Linked DNA regions of Homo sapiens: region 2 is linked to region 1. The links are chromatin loops, found by intact Hi-C in ENCODE. Cell type or tissue: PC-3. All regions are shown on one strand. Each heading gives the region's core, and the rest is flanking DNA. Links, peaks and the distances in the headings are about the cores only. Region 1 overlaps FBXO42 (F-box protein 42). Region 2 overlaps FBXO42 (F-box protein 42).

What was found. Peaks named below come from ENCODE experiments on the same cell type or tissue, not always from the same donor. Only the 100,000 strongest peaks of a DNase experiment are listed, where the experiment ranks them.
Region 2: a loop joins it to region 1, with 3 times the contacts of the local background. A loop is called at or near these places in 3 of 110 quality-filtered maps.

The regions. Positions count from the first base shown.
Region 1 is chr1:16,249,668-16,257,922 of GRCh38, forward strand. It overlaps FBXO42 (F-box protein 42), which reads right to left. Exons shown (of 10, transcript NM_018994.3): 5 at 6,939-7,092; 6 at 6,044-6,154; 7 at 3,968-4,064; 8 at 3,429-3,485; 9 at 2,621-2,737; 10 at 1-2,118. The coding sequence ends at 1,003. Among named protein-coding and RNA genes, the nearest start is that of CPLANE2, 17 kb to the left of the region's middle. In PC-3, for the core only: no CTCF peak of the experiment used is centred there; a DNase peak (open chromatin) is centred at 5,074; H3K27ac peaks cover 2,969 bases.
Region 2 is chr1:16,321,294-16,329,548 of GRCh38, forward strand. All of the region lies in intron 1 of FBXO42 (F-box protein 42), which reads right to left. Among named protein-coding and RNA genes, the nearest start is that of FBXO42, 27 kb to the right of the region's middle. In PC-3, for the core only: no CTCF peak of the experiment used is centred there; a DNase peak (open chromatin) is centred at 3,278.

The DNA.
Region 1 (8,255 bases), core at 2,676-6,675:
GACACCAGGGAAAGGGTTCCACAAGTATTTCTAAGCAGCTTCTGATTTCTGTAGGCACCTGAGCTTTGTAAAAGAAACAGAAAGTCAGACAGGTTTTAGGACTTCACCACATATGAAAAAAAAAAAAGAAAAGAAAAAAGGTAGAAGAAAAAAGCAGCCTGTAAGTGAATGGAAAAGGCAGTTTCCAAGTACCATGTTCTAAGGGAAGAAAGAGGAGAATAAATATGTTTTTTGGCAACTTGCCACCAAATATGATTGATTGTCAGAAATTTCCACAATCAGACACAAAATGTTTTCTGAGACACACAAGAAGCACTCCAAAGACCAATGGACACTACTAGGCGGTCAGATGTTGGCTGCATAAACATTATTTCACAATGACCCGGCACACAAATGTGGAATAAAATCCTTTGTTGGGTAACTTTCCTCAGCCATAAAAGGCAAGAGGGGGCCAGGCACTGGCATTTCTGCAGAGCTGTCACAGGTCCTCTGTGGTTTTAAGAGAAGGGGAAAAACAGTTACTTTTACCCCGACAGCACCTGAAGCATGAGAGTCTAAAACCCTCCACCTTTGCAACTTACATATGCCCTTTCATTTTTTAACTCCAAGAAGGCCACATAAAGATTTACAGGGGGCTCTTCAGTTTCTTTTGGGAAGTTACTGATGTTAGTCTATTCTCTAACTTCTTGGTCTAGTTACCAGCAAGGTAGAAAAAGGCAGCCCAGCCCCTGTTAAAACACAGCAACAACTTTATCTGAACCAGGATGGAAATCTCTCCCTTTTTTTGTCAACAGAGTTGGCTATATAATATATATATATATATTTATATATAATTTTTTTTCTTAATGGAGATTTGATCCCAGCCTGGAGTGACTTCGGTTGGGAATTAAAGAGTTTTGGCTTCTGGGAGTAATTTTGTTTTCCCAATTCTCAGTCCAAATGCTTACACACTGGAAAATTCCAAATTAAAAGCCACAGAAAAGGAAAGGGGTTTAGAACACATTATCTCTTTGCTCGTACAAAGTACAAGGCGTTTGTTTTTGGATAGTACTTCACATTCTGTTTCTTGTCCATGAGTCCTCCAAATATGATGAGTTCACCCCTGCCTTGTACCACGGTATGCAGGCTGGTTTCAGGAGGTCCAACCACAGAACTGCTATTAAATACTTTCCATTTGACCCGCCCCTTCTCCTTGGTGTCTTTAATGTCCAGCACGTACATCTGCATGGGCTTGCAGTTCATACTCTGGTATAGGGGTTTGCCAACATTTAGGGACTGTGGAGGGTGGTGGCCCAGGCGGCGAGCAATGGGAGGTAAGGAATGTCCATCTCCTTGGGCAGGCCCTGGGCGAGGGATGGGCACTGTTTCTCCACTGCTCAAACTCTGGCTCCCAGGAGAGCCTGGAGAAGACCCAAGAGGAGGACTTAGTGCTGCAGAGGCCGAGGGGCCTTTGGAGGACATCGCTTTGATGGCTTCCAGACTCCGACGCAGGGCACCTGGGGAGACGGCCCCTGCAAGGGCACTGGCCACGTGAGGTGGGGTATGCACACCATTTGTCTGTTCAGGAGGGTGTCTCATACTTCCCCCAACTGTCCTATTGTCCATGCCATCCATGGGATTACTACTGGAAGCGGGTTTCAGATCCCAATTCAGATCTATGGATCCTAATCTCAGATCTTTCTGATCTGGTAGTGATCCTCGTCGGGGGGCCAAAGAAAGTCCTATTTTCAGGTCGTATCCTTCAGGAGCAGATGGAGTACTTGGAGATATGGCCTGTACAGGACTGTCCAAAGAAGAGCCACCCACAGCTGCCGTTCCTGGAGACAAACTCCCACCATTGAGGATAGGAGAGCCGTCTCCTCTGGCTGGGGAAAGGCTCCCTTCCCGGGAACCTGAAGGAGTCTGCCTTTGAGCCCTGGGTCTCAGTGTTCCCCAGCGGCCGTTAACACAAGGAGCTTCATCCATGCTTCTTACTGGAGACTGAGAGCGGTACTCTCGGGTTTCAGGAACGAGAGCTGGAGGAGTGGCACTGATAGGTGATGGGCGAGAGTTCAAACTGGGGCTGAGTGGGGCTCTCCCACTAGGAGCCTGGCTGAAGACCACCACACACTGTCCCACCTGGAAGACAAAGGACCAGTGCTCACACTCTTCTATGATTCTGATTGTTCATTCAACTGTCAAACATTTTATCATGAGCATCTGTCATGTGCCAGACATTTTGTAGGTACCTGAGATATGAAGATGAAAATGATGTAGTCTGCCCTCTAGGCTAGAAGTCAGACATGGGAACAATCGCTGCTTTGTGTGACATATGCTATCATTAGAGATATGTATACAGAAGGGGTGGGGAGAAGGGAACAATCAATTTTTGTTAGAAGGAGAAGGGAAAGTTTCACAGACAAACAGATGCTTAAAGTTGGGACTTACTGAATGAGTAGGGCCCCTGTAAGTTTTCCCATTTAGTGAGAAATGCCAAAGGAGCTATGGCTAATGTTCACCTCTTTTGTGACACCAAGGTGTTTTCTATTTTTGTACAAATTTCTTTGTAACCTGACAAAGTAATGTGGTTTTCCACAATTTAGGACCTGTCCTCCTGCTAGCCTGTCAGCTCCCTGCTTACCCGGCAAGCTGGATGGCACCACAGTTCTGGGGCCCCATGCTCTTCATTTTCTACCTTGAGTGGCTGCCAGGCCCAAGGACCAGAATGCATGTGCAACAACCAAGCATCCTTGAATAGCTGTAAGAGAAAAAACCAATAACAAGACTCAGGTGTGATATGCGTTCCAAAACACACACACACAGAGTTGCAGTCTCAAAGCTCTCCTGTCTGGTCTTGAAAGGATGTGGACTCTTCAGAAGGATAGCAAAATCCTCAGTTAATTATTCAGTTGTGCATGCATCCACTTACGCTTTCATTCATTCATATATTACCACTGGCTTAGCACATGGAATTGTGCTTGTGACCCATGAATCAACTGAGTGGTTTTGACACTTGCCCATAATTTTATGTGTATGTATTGGGGATTGAAGGAGAGGATAAATAATACATATCCACAACTTTCTGAATCTGCTTTCTTAAATACTGTGTGAACTCTGACAGTTATCAACCTGCTTTTTTGTTCCACTGCCCTCTCCCCTTTGAAAATATGATAGCAGTAAACTTTATAGCCTAAAAAGGAAATAGGAATGGGAAGAATATAGATATGAATATTCAAGAGACAAATATCTATGATTAAAAGGATCCCCCCACAACCCTAAAAAAAAGCAGAAACAAAGGCCAGAAAATACAAAGGCTATACCCAAAAAGCATTCCTTAAATTAAAATGCCATGGAAATAGTCTTGTATACTCCTAGAAAAGAAGACAGGGGAAACAGGTTTTGAACACTTAGTAGCATGCACATGGGAATGCCACAGAAGCAATACTCACAGCATTGGGACCGCCACACCCTCCGAGGATTAAGATAGTTGCATCATCTATGACAATCTGAGGAGGGGAAGACATTGAAAATAAACCTACAAAGACACAGGTTTCTGACTTTCTATGCTTCACTGGTATATGAGAATAGCCTACCTAGCTCCCAAATGGGAATATTCTAGTTACCATAACCTCTCCATTCTCCTAAAAACATATCAATTCTGATCCCTGTGAATAAATTACTGATAATTCACCTGAAAGGATACATTCTTTGTTGATCAAATATTAACATGAATGTCAACCACATAAAATGCAGGATTCTCTTGAGAAATGACACAGCAAAGTAAATGCTTTGGGGAGGAGCATAATATAAAACCACTATAAATAATATGACCCATTAGAAGTTGAAAAATAAATACCAGTAAAAAAGAATGATACATTTTCTTTGGCTTAGTGCATATTGGCATCTTACCTGACTCCCTCCTCCCTCTCCCGTCCTAACTGAAAGACGCTACAGTGTTTGCTGAATAGTTATTTTAATTCCTGAGCACCTGAGATTGGCCACCTCGAGGATGAGGACTGGGGCCAGAGATGTTCGGCTTGGACCACGCCCACTGCTCAAGGTCAAGGACCCAGACATCATTGCTCCTGTGAATTAAGGACAGAAGGATAAAGGTAGTTAGGAGCTCCCAGGGACCATAATGGTGGCTGGGGAGTTCCACATGCCTGTGGCCCATCTGGCAAACTTGCACCATTTTCACTTTCACAGACTGTGTGGGCTGGAGCAGGTTTTAGAGATGCCCTACTCAGAGTTCAGGGGCTTCTGAACCAGAAAGAGACCATGTTGCTGAATCCCAGCTCTGTAGCCTGAACAAGTCACTTAATTTTCTCTAACTCTGACTTTATCTCTAAAATGAAAATACTGTTACTACTGTCTGAGGAGCTGATATAAAATGAAGGGACCTTTATAAAGATGCGCAGCAAAGTGTTATGCTCCTACTTAGCACTTAGGCTGTATCTTTCTTCCCCTACTTTCCCTAGAAGTCATCCTGAGACCCTCCCTCTGCTCTTTCCACGAGGCCTCATCTGAGCCACGTCTGCGGCCAGACACTAGTGCCTAATGAGATTATTTTTTTAACCATCTATTAACTGAAGTAAAAGCAGATGATTAAAAAATAGTTAATTGGTGACAGCAGGAAATAGACACTGGTTAAGCTACAGTTTTCAAAAGCAAAAACCACAAAGAAGAGAAAAAACGATTCAAAAGGCAGCTTCATCATTGTCCAGGAGTTAAAAGCTTTATCGATTCTGGCTACAAAAAGTAATTGCACAATGACTAATGAAAGCTGCAGTTTTATCAAGGACAGACTGGCATCTCTAACCCTCAAGGGACCAACATGACGAGGACAGACTCCTGGATGGCAGTCTCTCTTTCATGGTCACTTAAGGTCATTGATTCACCCACAAAAATACAGGAATAATAGTTCCAATATCTGAAATCCTAAACTCTCTCATTGGGAGAGTAGCTCCTATAATCTCTCTCCATAACTGTTTTAAAATATGAAGATGGAAATGCCCTAAGGGAGGACAGGTGTGGGATGGTCTTGCTGCTGACAGCTCATCAACTTCCACTTCAGAGCACAGGGGGAATGACCACAACTGCTGCTACCGCTGAATCAGACAGTGATACAGATGGAATGCTCTGGCTCCTGACTATGGCTTGAGCTGTCCAGTATGGCCAGAAGTGGACAGGACAGGAGGTAGGGACAATGACCTCACAGAAATGTCATGCCTGACACAGTTTTCCTGTTCCTACCCATTCCACAACCCATCCCATTTGTTTTTTTCTTTTCTTTCCTTCTTTCTTTCTTTTCATGCCCTTTACATGTGGCTCAACCAACCTATCACATTTGGAGGGCCCACCATTTCCACTTGTCCTGTCAATCTCCCCCTCTTCTCCTCTAAAGCCCAAAAGGGCAAGAGCTGGGTAATAAAGTAGAATAAGTAAAAGCATTCTGTTCTCGAAAGTTGGCCTTCTGCAGGCACAGCACAGCAGGCAAGGTGGAGGTTCCATCAGAATTTGATCCTACTGAATAGAACCATATGTCAAAGAGATTCTATATAACTATGATTTTATAGAGCAAATTTTTCAATTTATTGGTCTGTGATTAAGGGATTAAAGAACAGAATGCTAGGATGAGATAACTAATTGGATTAATTAGAGCCATGCTCAGGAATACTGACCCTAACTTACTTTTTTTTTTTTTTTCCTTAAGAGTCTCGATCTGTTGCCCAGGCTGGAATGCAATGGGGTGATCTTGGCTCACTGCAATCGCCACTTCCCAGGTTCAAGCGATTCTCCTGCCTTAGTCTCCCAAGTAACTGGGACTACAGGTGTGTGCCACCATGCCCGGCTAATTTTTGTATTTTTAGTAGAGATGGGGCTTCGCCATGTTCGCCATGCTGGTCACAAACTCCTGACCTCAGGTGATCCACCCACCTTGGCCTCCCAAAATGCTGGGATTACAGGTGTGAATTAGGCACCTGGTCCCTAATTCACTTTTAAACCTGTTATTCCCAGGAGTATTTACCTTCAGGCTCATATGGAGCAAACCAAATGTACTTACATTTGCCGGGATCCTAAAGAGCCACCAAAGACAATCATTTTATCATCTATCACACAGGAGGAGTGGCCAGCCATGGGAGGTGGCCCATGGGTTGTCACAATGCAGTTCCACCTAATGTAAAAAGACAGGAGGAAGTCAAGAAGTCAGCACCACACACTTTATGTAAAAATAGTAAGTAGGCATCCATTTAAAATGATAATCCTATCACTTTCAGCAGAGATTTGTTGGGATAATAAGTAGAGGATGGCATAATGTATTTATGCCTTTCCTACAAGTTTGCTTAAAGTTATCTTCTTTCAAGTTCTGAATGTAAACGGTCTGGAGGGAGAGAGATGAGAAAACGATGACAAGAGACAAGATCATGGCTTCTTTGGCCTGGTTTGCTGACAAAGCACCACCTGCCACCTGCTACCTTTCCCTATGGTCCTGATCAGTAACAGCTAACAAGCGCCACGTACTAAGTCTTCCATTACAAGAAACGGCGGTTGCTGTCATTAAGAGATATATGTTTGAAAAACAATTCAGAGTAAGTCTTGGAGACACAGTTAGGAGTAAGGAATCATCTGGATCTACAACACTCCTGGAGTGTTAGCAGCCAAAGCTGAAGAGCTCGCTGTTCTTCAACTGGCTCATTCATTTTTCTTGAAAGAGGAATAAATCTCTTCTATTTTTTCTCTTTAGAATAAGGATTCTAAATGCAGGGTTCTAAGAGAGTCCTGTAAACTCTCTGAAACTGTTGGTAAAATCTGTGAATATGTGCATTTTTCCCCTCCTGGGAAAAGAGTCCACAGCTTTCCATCTAATTCTCAAAGGGACTCTTGACACAAAAAAACAAAGAATCCACTGATTTAAGGCCTTTTCTTCCAGATTTAAAGAGTTTATCTTTGTGACTTACCAATTTTTAGAGGGTGAGTAAGTGTGTATTTCATCAAAGAATCTCTCTGGCTGGTGTAGGGGATAAGGGCTTGGCCGCGTCCAGCCACCAAACAGCACTAGCAAGTCCTTGTACACGACCAGAGTTGCTCCAGCTTTGGGGGAAGGATAGGACCCTAGGGAAAGTCAGTAACACCATGGTTAGCATTCAGGATCTCACAACAATCCGTAGTTAGGCTATCCATAGATCACCTTTCCCTGGAAGAGCAACAAAAGGGGAACTAATACTACAAAGTGTAGAGGAAAGGTGGAAAGAAAACTGGGTTTGAGTCTGAGAGAAAATCATCACTAATTCACACGTCTTTTATTATTAACAGAGAAATATGAGTTAGAGAAAAGTTACTTAGCCTCTCTCATGTTTATAATTTGCTCACCTAAAATTAGGGATGAGAGTACCTATCTCATAAGGCTGTTTTGAGTATTAAATAGTATATTCAAAGCACCTAACATAATGCCTGGCACATAGAAAGTGCTCAACAAATGAGCACCCCTTCCCATCCCTTTAACAAACTTAACAGAGGTCACAAAGAAAAGAAAGAATGTAGAGGACCAGGGAGAAGTATACATAGAGGCTGGATGTCTGGATGCAACTTAAAAATAACTCGTTACAAAACACAGGTAAGAAAAGGAGGCAGGAGGCAGTTCTTATTTGTCCCGTGAGTCAAATTTTAACATAGGGACCTCCAGGCCCCTAGCTATGGGCTTCACATAACCAGATAGCCTCAGCCTAGCACAAATGGGGCAGACCTTCAAGGATTGGTGTGAAGGAATTCCAGTGAAACCATAAGTCTTACACCAAACACCATCTAGACTGGACCTCTGGGCTACACTGACCAAATTCTGAAAAAAAACACTTTGGCTTATGCTGGAAAACTTTAGAGATAACAAATGTCTTACAGGAGCATAATTTTTCAAAATCTATTGTCTTTGAAATAACAATTGCTATTTTTCCCCATCCCTCACTCTACATGTCACCTTTAGTTTCCTCAAGACCAAAGTAACTTGTCCCAATATCCAGGTGTCAGTAAATACCAGAATACTTTTTTTTTCCTTTGGAGGTGGAGTCTCGCTTTGTCACCCAGGCTGGAGTGCAATGATGCAATCTCGGCTCACTGCAACCTCCACCTCCTGGGTTCAAGTGATTTTCCTGCCTTAGCCTCCTGAGTAGCTGGGATTACAGGCATCTGCCATCATGCCCAGCTAATTGTTGCATTTTTAGTTGAGATGGGGTTTCACCATGTTGGCCAGGCTGGTCTCAAACTCCTGACCTCAGGTGATC
Region 2 (8,255 bases), core at 1,382-5,381, 70 kb after region 1:
GCCCAACACCAATTTGCATAGCCCTTCTTTTTCACTTCCATGATTAGGTAATAAAATCATCACTCATATTCCCCCAAGGATATAGAGGCATTTTGAAACTCTGAGTTTTTCTTGTTTTCATGCCAAAAGAAGCCCTACAAACTTTTCACACGTAAGCATACTAACTCAATGAATGTAATTTTCATGAAACTGTTTAAAAGAAGTCCTTCTCACCCTTCACATTTGTGTTACACCTTCTCAGCTTCCCCAACGTGACTGAATGAATGTACTGGAATCTGAACTCCCTGGAGGCAGGACCATTGGCCTAGGCATCTTTGTCTTCTTAGTACTAGGCATTCAAATGAGTGTAAGGTTTATTGACATGTCTACTCAGAACACCTTTGTGCTGAGCTCGCAAGGGTTTTTTTTTTTTTTTTAAAGATAGGGTTCTGCTCTGTCGCCCAGGCTAGAGTGCAGTGGCACAATTATAGTTCACTGCAGCCTTGAACTCCTAGGCTCAAGTGATCCTCCTGTCCCAATGTTCCAAAGTGCTGGGAATACAGGTATAAGTCACTGTGCCCAGTAGTTATTTTATAATAGAAATTACATCATTAGGCCAGGCGTGGTGGCTCACGCCTGTAATCCCAGCAATTTGGGAGTCCGAGGTGGGTGGATCACCTGAGGACGGGAGCTCAAGACCAGCCTAGCCAACATGGCGAAACCCTGTCTCTACTAAAAACACCAAAAATTAGTCAGGCGTGGTGGCAGGCGCCTGTAATCCCAGCTACCTGGGACATGTAAAAAAAATTACATCATTAGTATATCCAGAAAATGGTAGATCCTACCTTTATATGTTACTAGATGTTGTCAAAATATTTTATTGGTCAGAATTAATACAAATCTCTGGTTTATGGAATTTTGTACCTTTTAAGGTATATATACTGGCCTGAGAGTCTGCTGCCAGAGAGGAAACTATTTATTTGGCCCAGTAGTATCTTTTTCTTCCGAAAAACTACTATACTAGGCCAGGCGTGATGGCTCACACCTGTAATCCCAGCACTTTGGGAGGCTGAGGTGGGTGGATCATGAGGTCAGGAGTTCAAGACCAGCCTGACCAACATGGGGAAACCCCGTCTCTACTAAAAATACAAAAATTAGCTGGGCGTGCAGGCGCATGCCTGTAATCCCAGCTACTCAGGAGGCTGAGGCAGGAGAATTGCTTGAACCTGGGAGGCGGAGGTTGCAGTGAGCTGAGATCGCACCACTGTACTCCAGCCTGGGCAACAGAGCGAGACTCTGTCTCAAAATACAAAAAAAATTTTAAAAACTAAAAAAAAAACTATGCTACATATAACTAAACACAAATCAGTTTCTAAAGTCTGAATGCCTTACCCTTCTGAGGTATAAATTAAGGTTAAGATTTTGAGACTGGAAGATGTGGCCACTGTTTCTAGCTTTAATGCTGTGAAACCTAGCATAAGTCACACAGAGTAAGAAACAAAAACCTCCCTAAGTAATGAAAGTTCCCCACTTACTTCAGGAAGATTTTGTAAAGATAGTAGATATCAAGAAACTACTCTGAATTCATTGGAGAAAATCCGTAACCTAGAAAGAATCAACTCAAAAGAATTTCAACATGGGAATGAAACTGCTATGCATTTAAAAGCCATTGCCAGATTTGAGGGCAATATTTGATTAGTTTTTTGCCTTTGGTTTCTATTCAACTAGACATCTGACAATCCTCTTGTGGTAAACACATCTTTATTAAAGTTGGAATACACTTCATTTACCTAAAAGGAAGCTGAACATTTAAAATGCAATCAAACGTATTTGTCACAAATTCAAAAGGTTAAAAAATGTAATTGGCCAGGCACAGTGGCTCACGCCTGTAATCCCAGCACTTTGGGAGGCCAAGGCGGAGGAATCACAAGGTCAGGAGTTTGAGACCAGCCTGGCCAACATGGTGAAACCCCATCTCTACTAAAAATACAAAAAATTAGCTGGGCGTGGTGGTGGGCACCTGTAATCCCAGCTACTCGGGAGGCTGAGGCCAGAGAATCGCTTGAACCTGGGAGGCAGAGGTTGCAGTAAGCCAAGATCGTGCCACTGTACTCCAGCCCAGGTGACAGTGCGAGACTCCGTCTCAAAAACAAACAAACAAACAAAAAAAGTAATTAAGGGAACTTCTTACCGATAGATAATAAAATAAAGGACTGAGACCTAACTAAAGAATAAGGGACAGGGCCGGGCGCAGTGGCTCACGCCTGTAATCCCAGCACTTTGGGAGGCTGAGGTGCGCGGATCTTTTGAGGTCAGGAGTTCGAGACCAGCCTGGCCAATATGGTGAGACCCCTACTAAAAACAAAAATTAGCCAGGCGTGGTGGTGTGCACCTGTAATCCCAGCTACTTAGGAGGCTGAGGCAGGAGAATCCCTTGAACCCAGGAGGCGGAGATTGCAGTGAGCCGAGATCGTACCACTGCACTCCAAGGTGGGTGAGGTGACAAAGCAAGACTCTGTCTCAAAAAAAAAAAAAAAAAAAAAAAAGAATAAGGGACAAGAAGGAGGAGCAGAGAAAAATAAAAAGAAGAAGGGACTGGACTGAATGGAGGAACCCACAGTCATCCCACAGCATGAGGGCTTCTGAGGCTTTAGGGACAAAGCAGCAACCCTGAACAGATGTCATTATGAACTCATAAAGTGAACCACTTCAGCAGCACTAATGTAGGCTAAGTACTAAATGCTACTCTTGAAAATATACTGTTGAATGAGAGATTTAAAGAAGATCATAAAGTGATTCAATCTAAGACAATAAGCCTTCTTATGAATATACCACGGTTATCATTTTATCAACTCAAATGAAAAAGTTATAGAAAGTAGAAAAAGGATAAAATAAAAAATTCTACCTTACTCCGTGCATTCAACAAATATCAATGAAACATTTGCTATATGTAAAAATACCGTGCTTATTGCAAGCTTGACTGCTATCAAATATTAAAAACACAAAAAGAAAAAATATATTATGCTTAGATCCCACACAGGGTACAAAAAGAAGATATGTCACTATTTGCTGTCAAACAGATGGACCCACTAAGGGCCAAGGACACATAAATTAATAATACCAACACAGAACATTATATAATAAATGACCTATGAGACAAAACAAGAAGCCTTAACAGTTCAAGAAAGAAAGAGATGGCTTCTAACTAGTATAAGGAAGGTTCACAGACAAGCATTTCAGCTGAGCTCTAAAGACTAGGTAGAAGCCAAGTGTGGTGACTCATGCCTGTAATCCAAGCACTTTGGGAAGCCAAAGCAGGCAGAAAACTTGAGTCCAGGAATTTGAGACCAGCCTGGGCAACATGACAAAACCCTTCTCTACAAAAAATACAAAAATTAGTTGGCCATGGTGGCGCACACCTGTAGTCCCAGCTACAGGGGGTCTGAGGTGCGAGCATCGCTTGAGCCCAGGAGTTAGATGCTGCAGTGAGCCAAGATCGCGCAACTACACTCTAGCCTGGGTGACACAGCAAGACTCCGTTTCAAAAAATCAAAAAACAACAACAAAAATAAAGAAGAGGTAGAATTTCAGAGAATAAAATTGGGGAAGGTGAAGGGATTAAACATTGTCAAATTATTGTAACTTAAACTGATATCCTTTGCCACTTACAGAATTACCTTTAGAGCTGGGTGCAGTGGCTCACACCAGTAAACCCAACACTTTGAGAGGCCAAAACAGGCAGATTGCTTGAGCCCAGGAGTTCGTGACCAGCCAAAGCAACAAAGTGAGACCCTGTCTCTATAAAAAATACACAAGTTAGCCAGGCATGGTAGTGCAAACCTGTTGTCCCAGCTACTTGGGAGGCTGAGGTGGGAGGATCTCTTGAGCCCGAGAGGTGGAGGCTGCAGTGAGCCAATATCATGCCACTGCACTCCAGCTTGGGCAACAGAGCAAGACTCTGTCCCAAAACAACAACAACAAAACAGAATTACCTTTAAGACAAAACAAAACTAAACTAAAAAACACATTTTTTACCCAATTGTTTTTAAGTACACAGTTTAATATTTTAAATTCTACATTAACGAAGCATATAATCTAGAGACTCCTTATTATTGACAGTCTATGTTTTGACCAAAAAAAAAGCCTAGAAATAGAATAATTTGGCATAACCATTGTTGCTATTAGCAAACTGTGAGCTATTATGACAAATTCAGGAAGCTATTTTATAAAGCATACCAAATTTCATAACAGATACCAGCTGCAGTTTTTAAAAATGGTGAACTCATTAGTGTGCTACCCAATTAAGATTCCCTTAATAAAACAGAAAAAATTTAAAAATGGAAAAATAAAGTATTCCACAAACTACCCATCAATATACTTTCTTTTTTTTGTTGTTTTGTTTTTGAGAGAGTCTGGCTTTGTCACCTAGGCTGGAGTGCAGTGAACTCACTCGAGCGATTCTCCTACCTCAGCCTCCAGAGTAGCTGGGATTATAGGCATGCGTCACCACGCCCAACTAATTTTTGTATTTTTAGTAAAGACAGGGTTTCACCATGCTGGCCAGGGTGGTCTCAAACTCCTGACCTCAGGTGATCTGCCCACCTCGGTCTCCTAGAGTGCTGGGATTACAGGCGTGAGCCACCACACCTGGCCGAAAATTTCATATGGAGAACCATACGTTTTAAATTCAGCAAAATGCTTTATTTGGTAGAAAGGTAAAATGGAACTTCAGTGCCCAAATTTGTGTGTGTGTGTGTGTGTGTGTGTGTGTGTGTGTCTGTGTGTGTCTGTGTGTGTTTTGAGATGGAATTTCGCTCTTGTTGCCCAGGCTGGAGTGCAATGGCACGATCTCGGCTCACTGCAACCTCCACCTCCTGAGTTCAAGCGATTCTCCTGCCTCAGCCTCCCAAGTAGCTGGGATTACAGGCATGCACCAGCATGCCCGGCTAATTTTGTATTTTTTCGCAAAGACGGGGTTTCTCCATGTTGGTCAGGCTGGTCTCGAACTCCCGACCTCAGGTGATCCATCTGCCTGGGCCTCCCAAAGTGCTGGGATTACAGGCATGAGCCACCGTGCCCAGCCTCTTTATTGTTAATACAACTACTCGAGTTTTAAAATTTCTTCTTGAGGCCAGGTGCAGTAGTTCATGCCTGTAATCCCAGCACTTTGGGAGGCCAAGGCAAGTGGATCACTTGAGTTCAGGAGTTCAAGACCAGCCTGGGCAACATGGTCAAACTCCATCTCTACAAAAAATACAAAAATTAGTGGGGTGTGGTGGTGCACACTTGTAGTCTCAGCTACTCAGGAGGCCGAAGTGGGAGGATCACTTGAGCCCAGGAGGTAGAGGTTGCAGTGAGCCAAGATCACACCACTGTATTGCAACCTGGGCAACAGAACCAAACCCTGTCTCAAAAAAAAAAAAAAAAAGAAAAAAATTATTCTTGAGTTAATTCTGATAGGTGATGTTTTTTCTAGGATTTATAAGTCATCTAAAACACGTAAGCCAGAATCAACTACACCTTTCATTACTCACATAATTTAAACAAACAACTAATAAAACATGGAGATGAGCTACATAAATGTCATCTAAGTAATGGCTAAAGGCCCTTAAACAAGATAGGTCTGCTCTGAAAACATTCAGTTTACTATGAACCATTTAATCTTCCTAATCCCAAAAGGTGTCAACCAGGAAGCCTGCTCACTTACACAGCACCATCTCTCTCTCACCATCTCTCTCTATGACCCACTTCTAAATGTCATTTTAACTTCCTTTTTTCCCCATTAGAGTGTACACTACTTGAGAGCAGAGACTAAGCCATATTATCTTTGTACATCTGGCACATTAGTAGACACCTTAACAATATCGGTACTTTTTTGATGAAGATCATAAAGTACCTTACTGACGAGGGATGTTAATGACTCACTTACGGTTGCAAAGTATACTCTTGAGGTGTTCAGTGTTGAAAGACTTCACTGAACCGTACTTTCACATGGCCTTGCTTATGACCAAAAGCACAAAGCCATCTGTAAGACAGTTCATCTTAGTTGGGAGTAGAGCATAAAATGTATTTTTCTTCACTGACGAATTAACTGAAATAAAAACAAATCTTAAGCAAAGGCATAATTACACTTTTATGTAAATGTGCAATACTGTCAGAAGCCTAGCTGAAAAACCAAAAAGTAAAACAAAACAAAAATGCTAACTTTTAATCGTGGTAAGTCCCAGAAGAAAAACATTAAAAGGAGTTCAAAATTAGAAAGATAAATAGATTCAGAGTTAAAGATAGAGCCTAAACTATTTTGCCCAAACCATTCAATTCTTTAAAGCATTTTAAAATCCAAGTAACACAGAAAAGTGACCATCCTAAGAGTAGAGCTTGATGAATTACTGCAAAGTAAACACAATCTCATTTATTTTAAGATGGGAAAGTTTTTGTTTTGTTTTTTAAGACGGAGTCTCGCTCTGTTGCCCAGGCTGGAGTGCAATGGTGCAATCTCTGCTCACTGCAACCTCTGCCTCCAGGTTCAAGCGATTCTCTCACCTCTGCCTCCCAAGTAGCTGGGACTACAGGCACACACCACCACACCCAGCTAATTTTCGTATTTTAGTAGAGACTGGGTTTCACCATGTTGGCCAGGCTGGTCTCAAACTCCTGACCTCAAGTGATCCGCCCACCTTGGTCTCCCAAAGTGCTGGGATTACGTGTGTGACCCACTTTGCCCAGCCAGGACAGTCTGAAACAATCAAAATGATAGACATATCCAAGTCACGCAGCTTATACTGACAAGTGCCACTGTGAGAAATTCCAAGGTTTTCTATAAAACTGGTAAGACTCAAAGCTCACAACCCACATTTGTCAAAACCCACAGCATCAAAGAGTGAAATTTAATACATGTAAATTTTTAAAAAAAACCACTTACTCAGGAGGCTGGGGGATCCTAGATTATGATAAAACAATCCAACTATATTACAAATATATGAGACCACCTTGGGTGGAGGAAAAGGTGTAACCTAAGTAACTTTGGAAATAAGGGGCATCTATAAAACTAAAGGCAAAAGAAACTTCATATAAGCACTAGTCTCTACTTGACAAAGTTGTTTCTCACAAAAGCAGAGGCTAACAATACTAATCTAGCTATACATGTATATTGGCATTGAACGATTAAGTAAATAGTTGGCAGATGGCTAGACCAAATTTTCTTATTGGAGTGGGAATTTACAAATAGTCAAGGAAGGAAGATAGAATGATCCTGTGATAATGGATTAGAGTGGGAGACAGGATGAACTCATGTTTAAATAGATACAGATGGTTACATATAAATATTTACAATTGGTGCATAATATACACACACACACATATATACATGTGTTAGTATACACTCATCTACCACCTTGTTCTGTTAACTGCAAGGGCCTACAAGTAATAAGCATACCTAGCACCCAGAAGTTCTTTCTAATACCGTTCTCCAATAAAAGAAACCAGGGCTCCTTGGTGAAACGGCAGAATCTAGGAGGACAGGAAATATATAAGATGAGCCTGGAGAATCCAGTACTGCCACAAAGTAAGGAAGTGCCCTAAAAACAAAACAAAAGAAAATTGATGGGATTGGCCGGGTGCGGTGGCTCACGCCTGTAATCCCAGCACTTTGGGAGGCTGAGGCGGGTGAATCACAAGGTCAGGGGTTCGAGACAAGCCTGACCAACATGGTGAAACCCCATCTCTACTAAAAATACAAAAATTAGCTGGCCATGGTGGCGGGTGCCTGTAATCCCAGCTACTCAGGAGGCTGAGGCACGAGAATTGCTTGAACCCAGGAGGCGGAGGTTGCAGTGAGCTGAGATTGTGCCACTGCACTCCAGCCTGGGCAACAGAGTGAGACTCTGTCTCAAAAAAAAAAAAAAAAAAAAGAAAATTGATGGGATTGTGTAAAAGGGGCAAAGGAGGCAGATGAAAGAGCTCCTGATGGTCAAAACTGAAACAACTGGGCCATAAAATAAATTGGTATTGGATCAAAACCCCAAGTACAGGCCAGGTGCTGTGGTTCATGCCTGTAATCCTAGCACTTTGGGAGACTGAGGCGGGTGGAGTGCCTGAACTCAGGAGTTCGAGATCAGCCTGGGCAACAGGGTGAAACCCCGTTTCTACTAAAATACAAAAAATTAGCCAGGCGTGGCGGTGTGCGCCTGTAGTCCCAGCTACTTGGGAGGCTGAGGCAAGAGAACTGCTAGAACCAAAGAGGCAGAGGTTGCAGTGAGCCAAGATCGCACCACTGC